2 separate regions of the Homo sapiens genome follow, and region 2 is linked to region 1. A link is a contact called in ENCODE Hi-C or POLR2A ChIA-PET data. All regions are on one chromosome and are shown on one strand. The core of a region is the stretch at or near the end of the contact, and the rest is flanking DNA. Distances in the headings are between cores, read along the strand shown.

Region 1 (4,925 bases), core at 134-2,633:
CAAAATCTGGATGGTAGATGCTTTTATGGCCCCTGATTGTCTGTGGTTGTTTGCCTTTGTTTAGTGATATGGCAAAGCTTTGCATTTGTCTTGGGCTCTGTGTGTTAGTTGGGTGTGGGCAGACCTAGCCATTCACTCAGAGTCCTCCAGGCTGGGGCTGGTAGTGGGGATAAAAAACCAGGGCAGATAAAGCATGATTTCTGGTCCTGTCGCTGTGGCTTTCTGTAGTTGCCCTGTGAGATTCTGAAGGGCATGGGTTGCCCTTCCTGACATTGCTAACAACAGCCATCCAGCCCCCCAACTTGGTTGCTTCCAGTGATGGGGAGCTCACCACTGCCCCAGGAGGTCCCTTCTCACTGCCATGTGCTCTCTGCTCTCTGCCTGGGAGCTGAAATGTGCAAAACCTCCCCCGACACCCCAGTTTAACACAGAGTAAATCAACCTCTTCTTCCATCACCACAGCCTTTCTCTACGAGGATCTGAGGATTCAGAAGGCAGTAACCATGACCACTCAGTTCTGCCAGCCCTGGCTGACTCCTCAATGTGCAGATTCACAGATGGGCAAGCCTCCTCTGATGCAGGGCAGGGAGAAGCAGGGAGAGGGTAGGATGACCCAACGTGAGATGGGGGTGTTAGAACACAAAGGAAGAAGCAAGTCATTGCCTGGAAGAGGCAGGATAGGTTACAGGGTGCCTGTGGTGCACATGGTGAGAAAATTCAGACAGAGGCAATGCACAGGTAGTGGAAAGTGAAGGTCCTGTTTCCCTCCTCTGCCTTGCGACCTCCAATTCCTGTGAGCTGGAAGTGAATGCTGTTTGCAATTTCTGGCATATACGCATAAAAATGAAATATGTGCACTGCTGTGTGCATCAATATCTGTATCCATATAATTTTGCACACAAATAGGATCACCTTATAGCTACCGTACTGCACTTACACAATTTTAACCATGCCTTGACGCTTCTCCGTGTCAGCATATATAGATCTACCCTGTTGTTTATAGACTGTATAGAATTCCATAGTATAGATGTACCATGAGTTTCTAAAATCCTTCCCCTACTAATGGACACTTAGGATGCTTTTCTCCTGTTTTCTTCTTTTTTTGATATTGTGAATAATGGTGCAATGAACATCTTTGTGTATATATCAGTACATACTTGAATGAGCAATCATCTCTTTCCAGTGGAACTTATGGGTCAAGTATTATTTTTACTAGTATGTTTTGATAGCTCTTGCCAAATTAACTTGGGGTTGGGATCTTCAAGGATCAGCACTGAGGAGGAAGATCTTTCTGAGGAGAGGAACTAGTAGTACAAAATCTTGGTGCTTTGAAAGGGCTTTTTCAGGGTGTTAGGGAACAGAGCTGGTGCTGTGGGCGGTCTGGCAGGTGGGCCTGGAGCGGGTGGGGGTGAGGGATGAGGGGAGGAAAGGGAGTTTGTCTACAGTCGGTCCTGATTAATGCTCCCAGCTTGTCAGTTTCTCCCCTGCTCCTGAATGCCACCATCTGCCATCAACCAGCCCTGGGATCTTGTGTGGTTGAAAAGCCTGCCTTCCTGTCACTATCCTCTCTCTCTCTGTTCCCTTCTCAGCCAGACTGCCCTTCCCTCCTGGGGTGGCACTGCCTCCACAGCCTCCCTTCCAGCTCAAGAGAGGATGTCCACTCCCTGTCTCTCCTCCCAAAGGGCTCACGCCAAACGCCTGGGTACCTTCCACTCCCATGTCAGCTCTGAGCTCCTCTTGGCTCTCTCCCCACAGCATGTGACCACGTGGAAGCCTCCCTCCTGGAGACACGGTCTTCCCACGTCTGTTTCATCTCGCTCTCCTGCTTCTTGCTCTCTCTCTCTTGCTGGCTTCTGTCTGCTTTTCCTTGCTGTGGGCCCCACAGGGCTCTCTCTCTCGCTCTCTCTTCCTGTCATTCATTCCCCAGGTTGAAATACCTTCAATGAATCCATGCCCTCCAAATCATTGTCTCCAGGCCAGCCTGCTTTTTTGCCACTGGGATATCGCATTAGCCTGTTAAAAATGAATCTCTTGGTCTTCCCTTCCCAATTCTGTTTTTCCTTGAGTCTCGCCCATTTTAATAAATGGTCTCTCCACCCACCTAGTTGTTCAAGCCAGAAGCCTGAGGTCATTTTTGAGACTTCTCTTACCTCCTCTCAACACCTCCACATCCCTAGGACCATAAACCTCTGCTCTCCTGCCCTCCCCCACCTGAGCAGCTGTCGTCCCTTGAAGCCCCCACAGCCTCCTCGCTGGTCTCCCTGTTTCCACTATTGCCCCTTTCAATACAGCATCCAGAATGACCTTTTAGAAACACAAATCAGGGCTGGGCATAGTGGCTCATGCCTGTAATCCCAGCACTTTGGGAGGCCGAGGTGGGCGGATCACCTGAGGTCAGAAGCTCAAGACCAGCCTGGCCAACATGGTGAAACCCTGTCTCTACCAAAAATACAAAAATTAGCAGGGCGTTGTGGCATGTGCCTGTAGTCCCAGCTACTCAGGAGGCTGAAGCACAAGAATCGCTTGAACCCAGGAGGCGGAGGTTGCAGTGAGCTGAGATTGTGCCACTGCACTCCAGACTGGGTGACAGAGTAAGATTCTGTCAAGAAAGAAAGAAAAGAAAGAAAGAAAGAGAGAAAGAAAGAGAGAAAGCAAGCAAGCAAGCAAGAAAGCAAGCAAGCAAGCAAGCAAGCAAGCAAGCAAGCAAGCAAGCAAAGATAGATCAAACCACGCACTCCCCCACTTTAAACTCTTCAACAACAACATTTCTTGCCCTGCCCACCTTTCTTGCCCTGCTCTGAGGGATCGAGCCCCGCCTCTCCAGCTGCCGCTGTAACCCACGCCCCTGCTCCCGTCACCCTGCGGGCCTTCATTTCGCAGAACCTGCTCCCCGCATTCCCACCTTGGGGCCGGTCCCTGGCCTCTGCTCAGAACACCCTGAGTCCCACCTGGCGAAGCTTCCATCTCAGCATTACCTTCACTGACACATCTCTTTGATCCACCTCTTAATATAAATGAGGTCCTCTCTGTCCTCCTCATTAAAACTTATTTCACAGAACGCATCACAACGTCTAATTACATGCAATTTCTGCGTTTCCATGTTTAATGTCTGCCTCGGCCACCGGATGTCAGCAGTGCTAGGGCTTGGGTGTTCTGTTCATCCCTGCACGTCCCCATCACCCCCAGTGCCTGGCGTGTAGGGGCGGCTCATTGAACATTAGGTGATCCACTTAGGGTAGAAAAAATCCAGGCTTGATATCAGACATGCCTAAGTTCAAATCCAGGGTTGGCCTCTTACACATTGCGGGGTGATCTTCGCTTACTCACTGCCCAGCTGGGAGCCTCAGTTTCTTTCTACCCTGCCCGGCTCTGGGGGGCTCAGTGATAGAAAACAGACATAAGGGGCTGGGCCTGTGTCTGGCACATGGAAGACACACTGGAAACATGGCCTTCTTTCTTGATTGTCTTTAAGTCATGAGAGGGGCCAAGCCTGGCAGAATAAAGAGTATTCTCATGGAGGGCTGCGGCTCAGAATTCCCATTCTATCCAAAGATGGGCAAATTGGAAGACGGGCAAATTGGCCCTAACTCAGCCACCAACAGCAACCCTCTTCCCCATCCCCCCGACTGTCCAGCAGTTAACTGGCGGGGCCTTCTAGAATCTCCAGAAGACCTCAGCCTCAGCCTTCTCAGCCTTGGGCAGGGCAGAGCAGTGCCCACTCACCAAGTGGACTGAGCCCTATCCTCAAGGTGAGACCCCTCTGAGGAGCTCTTCAAAGCTGGCCTGCCATTTGGAGCGGTGACAGGAGGCAGATCAGTGTCAAAAATAAGACAGAGCAGTGGGTTTCAACTTGACTCACATTAAGAATGTCACGTTAGAGCACAAATGAGAGAGAAGAGAAATGCTCTTTTATGCGGGAGTTTATTTTTGTCACTTTGTCAGAGAGAAACTGCAGCCTGGAGGGCACTGGAGCTGCATCGAATCACCCAAAACATTAACATGCAAATTGCCTTCTTTACAGAAGGTAATTTTATTAGTGCACGAAAATGTTTCTTTCACTGTATTCATGCCTAGGAGCAGTGCTATCTGGGGGCCAGTTAGGGCAACCGCAAGAGAAGAATTAGGGACAGTCCTGAACTCGGTTAAGATCTATTACCTCCCCAACTTGGGACCACCACGTATCCTCGGATGCATGGAACACAGTGCGCTGCGATGTGACAGCTGGCTACCGATGGATGCACAGGCTGGAGGGGGCAAGTGACTTGTTCAAGATCATACAGCTTCTTTTTTCTTTTCTGAGACAGGGTCTCGCTTTGTCACTCAGGCTGGAGGGAGTATAGTGGCTTGATGTTGGCTCACTGCAACCTCTACCTACCAGGTTCAAGCGATTCTCCTGCCTCAGCCTTCCAGGTAGCTGGGATTATATGCAATTGCCACCATGCTTGGCTACTTTTTGTATTTTTAGTAGAGATGGGGTTTCACCATGTTGCCCAGGTTGGTCTTGAACTCCTGACCTTAAGTGATCTGCCTGCCTCAGCCTCCCAAAGTGCTGGGATTACAGGCATGAGCCACCATGCCCAGCTGATCATACAGTTTCAATGAGGAGGCAGAGTTGAGGCCACGTGGCCTGTGTCCAGACACCAGGTGACCAATAGGGAACCATGAGGTCCTGGAAGTTGTCACTCTGAGAGTAAGGAGCCTAGTGAGACCCCATCTACCTATTTGTTCACTCACTTGCTTGATTATTCAATAAGCTTTCCCTGTGCTAGGCCCTGGGCCCCAAACATGAATCAGGCACTGGCACGAGGCACTTGGCCTCCACTGGGAGCAGGTGGAAAGGGGATAAGACACCTACAAATACTTCTGATCCAGCGAGCTATGACGGCTGGGGAGGTGTGCCTGGAATCAACAGAGCAAGGAGAGAG
Region 2 (4,426 bases), core at 1-2,500, 64 kb before region 1:
CTGCAGCCCATCTCAGGGAGTGGCACTTCCTCTCCGTCTGAGGCTAAGCCAACCCATTCCCCATTCCAAGCCATATCAAGCCCCCCAAGTCCTTGCAGCCTTCAGTTCCCCCCACCCACATTCTTCTCTCCAAAGCCCCCCTGGACCCCGCCACAGTTGTGCTTTCTTCCAAGGAGCTAGCTTCTGGGGAGGGGCCAGGGAGAGGCCAGAGAAAAGCGTAGAATGAGGAGGAGGCCAGGGCAAGTGCAGCCCTCCCACCAAGTCATGCTCTCCACAGAGCCTGCTCTCATTCCTTGTTTTTGCCAGGAACTCCAGCCCCCGCCTGCCAGTCAAACAAGGGAGCGGCAGCAGGAGGCTGGGCAAGAGGAGGTTTCACCGGGCCCCCACTTCAGTTACCAGTCTGATTAGGAACAAGAGGGAAGAGGCAGAGGGAACCCAGTGACTCTGAAGTTGGGGTTCTCAATGCAGGATCCGTGGATAGCAGAGAGCCACTGAGTTGTGGCTTAGGGCTTAGCTAAGGAGGAGTTTTCCAGAGCAAGCCAGGCCCCAGTACCCATTGTCCCAAGATGCAGCTGAACAGGGAAGGGGTCTTCCAGGCAGCGCGGCCTGAAATGTGCAGTGCTGGCCCCTAAAGAAGAGGTTCTGTGCAGGAGCAGCCGCCTCAGCCTCTGGTCCCCGGATTCTCCCACTCCTGCCACCCCAGCGCATCCATCTCCCCAGCGCTGGCTCAGGCTGCCAGGCCCCGGCAGGTTGGCGGGTGCTGTCGGTTTGGACCCGCCTTGGCTGCACTCACAGTTCTTCTTTTCCCCTTCTTTCCCTGTGTGTGCTTGTCTCCCTGCAGTCTGATAGATTTCACCCGGTTACCGTCTCCAACCCCCGAAAACAAGGACTTGTTTTTTGTCACAAGGTCCTCCGGGGTCCAGCCCTCACCTGCCCGCAGCTCGAGTTACTCGGAAGCCAACGAGCCTGATCTTCAGATGGCCAACGGTGGCAAGAGCCTCTCCATGGTGGACCTCCAGGACGCCCGCACGCTGGATGGGGAGGCAGGCTCCCCGGCGGGCCCCGACGTCCTCCCCACAGATGGGCAGGCCGCTGCAGCTCAGCTGGTGGCCGGGTGGCCGGCCCGGGCAACCCCAGTGAACCTGGCAGGGCTGGCCACGGTGCGGCGGGCAGGCCAGACACCAACCACACCAGGCACCTCCGAGGGCGCGCCAGGCCGGCCCCAGCTGTTGGCACCGCTCTCCTTCCAGAACCCTGTGTACCAGATGGCGGCTGGCCTGCCGCTGTCACCCCGTGGCCTTGGCGACTCAGGCTCTGAGGGCCACAGCTCCCTGAGCTCACACAGCAACAGCGAGGAGTTGGCGGCTGCTGCCAAGCTGGGAAGTTTCAGCACTGCCGCGGAGGAGCTGGCTCGGCGGCCCGGTGAGCTGGCACGGCGACAGATGTCACTGACTGAAAAAGGCGGGCAGCCCACGGTGCCACGGCAGAACAGTGCTGGCCCCCAGAGGAGGATCGACCAGCCTCCGCCCCCACCCCCGCCGCCACCTCCTGCCCCCCGCGGCCGGACGCCCCCCAACCTGCTGAGCACCCTGCAGTACCCAAGACCCTCAAGCGGAACCCTGGCGTCGGCCTCACCTGATTGGGTGGGCCCCAGTACCCGCCTGAGGCAGCAGTCCTCTTCCTCCAAGGGGGACAGCCCAGAACTGAAGCCACGGGCAGTGCACAAGCAGGTCAGTGCTGCTAGTCAGAGGGCAGGGCTGGGCACTTGGGCCCAGCTGGGGCTGTCATACCCCATACCATGCTCCTCCTCTCGGTCATTTCACCTCCACCCTCACCCAGCTGCCATCCCATCCCACCAGCCTGCCACATGCGCCACCACCCCCTCCCCCTGGCTTCTTCCTGAATCCTGTGAACCAGGGACACTGTAGCCTTGGGGAACTCCAGGCTCCTCTGTCAGTGCCCCTAGGGGCAGGCTGGGGTCAGAGAGAAAGAGGAGGAGAGTGCATTCATCTTCGGTTCCAAGCCTGTCGAAGCGCCTACCCAGCTCTGCCCCCACACGCCCCTCCCAAAATGTTTTCACAGGCTGGACAGGCCTTCAGGCACAACCACCTGGAGCATGGATGACCCTGTCACCCAAAGGCTGCAGGCAGTGTCTGGAGTGGAGGTGCCTTGGGCTGACAGCCCAGCCTGGCCCTGTCCCCCACTCAGTGCAGCCTGCCCCGGTGCCCCCAGTGGCAGGGTCACTCACTGTCCTCTTGGCAGCAGAGTGTGGTGCTCAGGAGGCCACCTGGCACCTGTCAGCTCTGCCTTTGGCTGCCGTCTGAGAGACAGTTCCCGGGTGGGGACTGCCTCGGTAGGCGCTCAGTCAGCTGGAGGTCCCCTCTTCCCACCGTGTCCCAGAGTTGCTTGTCCTTGTGGCTCACCTGGGCCACTCCCGCCCCTCCTGCTTGCCCTCCACCTCCCTGCAGCCCCTCACAGCTGTGTTTCATTGTAGGGCCCTTCACCTGTGAGCCCCAATGCCCTGGACCGCACAGCCGCTTGGCTCTTGACCATGAACGCGCAGTTGTTAGAAGACGAGGGCCTGGGCCCAGACCCCCCCCACAGGGATAGGCTAAGGAGTAAGGACGAGCTCAGCCAAGCAGAAAAGGTAAAACTGGACCCTGGCGGCTCGGGACAGGGCGGGGCTGCCTCCCGGCAGCAGCTGGTAGGAGTCTCTCCCCCAGGTCCCCCAGCAACGGGTGCTGCTGTCCTTGTGAAGGGCCCGTCACCTCTGAGCCCCTGTTCCCTGTGAGAATAGCAGTCAGTGGGGTCTGGAAGAAAAGCAACAAGAGGGATGGATTAGCAGCTTAGACCTGAGGCTTCCCATCTGCAGATTGGAATCACCAGGGAATTGTCTTGGATACAGACTCCTGGGACCTCTGGGAAGGCTCCTTAGCCCAGGCAACTGAGGCAGTTGAGCTTCCTGAGGACCTGGGGGTTGAGGGCTGAGGGTGCCCAAGTGACATATAGAAGCCCCCCTGAGGGAACTTGGTACCTGAGGAGGCAGAGGCATGGGTCCCCAGGATGGCTGGGAGAGCCACCCCAGCCTGGCCCCCAAGGCTTGTGCCTGCCCACGGCCTGGCTCTTCACCCCTCTGGTCTCCACCAGGGCCTGGGAAAGAAACAGCAGTTACCAGCTTGGGGGGTGGGGTCAGGCTGCCATTGAGATGTTTTCTTCCCCACCCCCGGGAAAAGAATCTACTCTAAAAATGAAACTCTCACTCTGCCACACACTCTGCCATCTGCTGGGGCAAGGGGATGCTTCGTTGGTCTCCCAAGCCTTCCAGCTGTGGCAGCTGCTCTGGATCTGGGGGTAGTTTTTGTCTCCTACTGCCAGCTGCAGTCCATGTAGACGGAGGAACCAGCGCAGGCCCCAGAACGGCAGGCGCTTCTCCACTCCCCTCTGGATGCTCTCGCCCCGCTGGGCCCCAGGAAAGCCTGTGGCAACCTCTCGAGCAAGGGTATTGGGGTCAGAATGGCAGAACTCCTTCTCCCCGGCCTCAGGCGAGGCCCGTCTCCATGCTGCATCCTGCCACCGCCACCATCCCCGGTCCGCTACATCCACCTGCTTTCACCATAGTTACATGAAGGGGACCGGGGGACAGGGAACACAGTGCTCCCAGAGCCAGAGTTTGGCTGGGGAGTGAGGAGGACTGGCCTCACTCCAGGCTTTTTGCATCCCTGTGTCCTCATGGCGTCTGGCCCCTCTCGATCCCGGCGTTGGCCTTTCCTCGCTCAGCGCAGAGCACCTGACTCCTCTCTGCAGCCACGCCGCTTCCCAGCCTCGTCCACATCCCTGCTCCTCCCTGATGGTTGGGGTCTGTGCTGGACTGAGGCAGATCCAGAGCCTGGACCACCTGCCTTTCAGTTCTCTCTCTCTCCATTTCCTCATGCCACTGCCACCCCCTGGCTTTAGATTCAAACAGAGGCTGGGAAGCTGGGATCTTACCCTGCTAGTCAGTCGCTCTTCATGTGACATGGTCACCTTGTCTGGGCCTCAGTTTCCCCTCCTGCAGAGCTCCCACCTCTCAGGGTGCTGTCACATGTCCTTCATGTATCCAAGGGTTTTTTAACCTTTGTCATATAAAAGTTCAAAGCCCTAGTTACACCCTCAGTCCTGGGACTTGGGTCTAAGTCTTCATCCCCGCTGTAGCCATACAGGTCAGGCTGGGAGTTTGGAGTGGAGGCCCCACGGTGGGGCACAGGCACGCGTCTGGCTGCAGCCCCCACCAGCTGGGCTCCTTGGGCATCTCCTTGCTATGTGAAGTGGGCGGGTCACAGCCACTGGGGCCTTTCAAGTGGGGCTCCCTCCTACCCTTCCTCCCACTCGGGCTGACGAAGCTGTGCTCTCTGTGTCCTGGGTGCTGTGCCCGTGGACGCTGCCCTCC

Evidence for each region. Hi-C counts contacts between places; a loop is a spot of excess contacts on that map. ChIA-PET counts read pairs that join two places held with the same protein, here RNA polymerase II (POLR2A). Pooled maps may share reads with other maps.
Region 2: a map of right cardiac atrium shows a loop between it and region 1 (3-fold over the local background). The contact joins two enhancer-like sites. A Hi-C loop is called at or near these places in 4 of 168 maps with a recorded cell type or tissue (PC-9, heart left ventricle, right cardiac atrium and 1 more), 1 of 37 single-sample maps with no recorded cell type and 1 of 50 pooled maps. POLR2A ChIA-PET finds 5 or more read pairs at or near these places in 1 of 52 experiments (GM10248).

What each region holds. Positions count from the first base shown.
Region 1 is chr9:121,836,113-121,841,037 of GRCh38, forward strand. All of the region lies in intron 8 of TTLL11 (tubulin tyrosine ligase like 11), which reads right to left. Among named protein-coding and RNA genes, the nearest start is that of DAB2IP, 190 kb to the left of the region's middle. Within about 2 kb of position 1,384, at least 2 of the 41 ENCODE cell types and tissues checked have a DNase peak (open chromatin) inside an H3K27ac peak, as active enhancers do.
Region 2 is chr9:121,771,766-121,776,191 of GRCh38, forward strand. DAB2IP (DAB2 interacting protein) reads left to right here. Exons shown (of 16, transcript NM_001395010.1): 12 at 842-1,730; 13 at 2,495-2,647. Among named protein-coding and RNA genes, the nearest start is that of DAB2IP, 120 kb to the left of the region's middle. Within about 2 kb of position 1,251, at least 12 of the 41 ENCODE cell types and tissues checked have a DNase peak (open chromatin) inside an H3K27ac peak, as active enhancers do.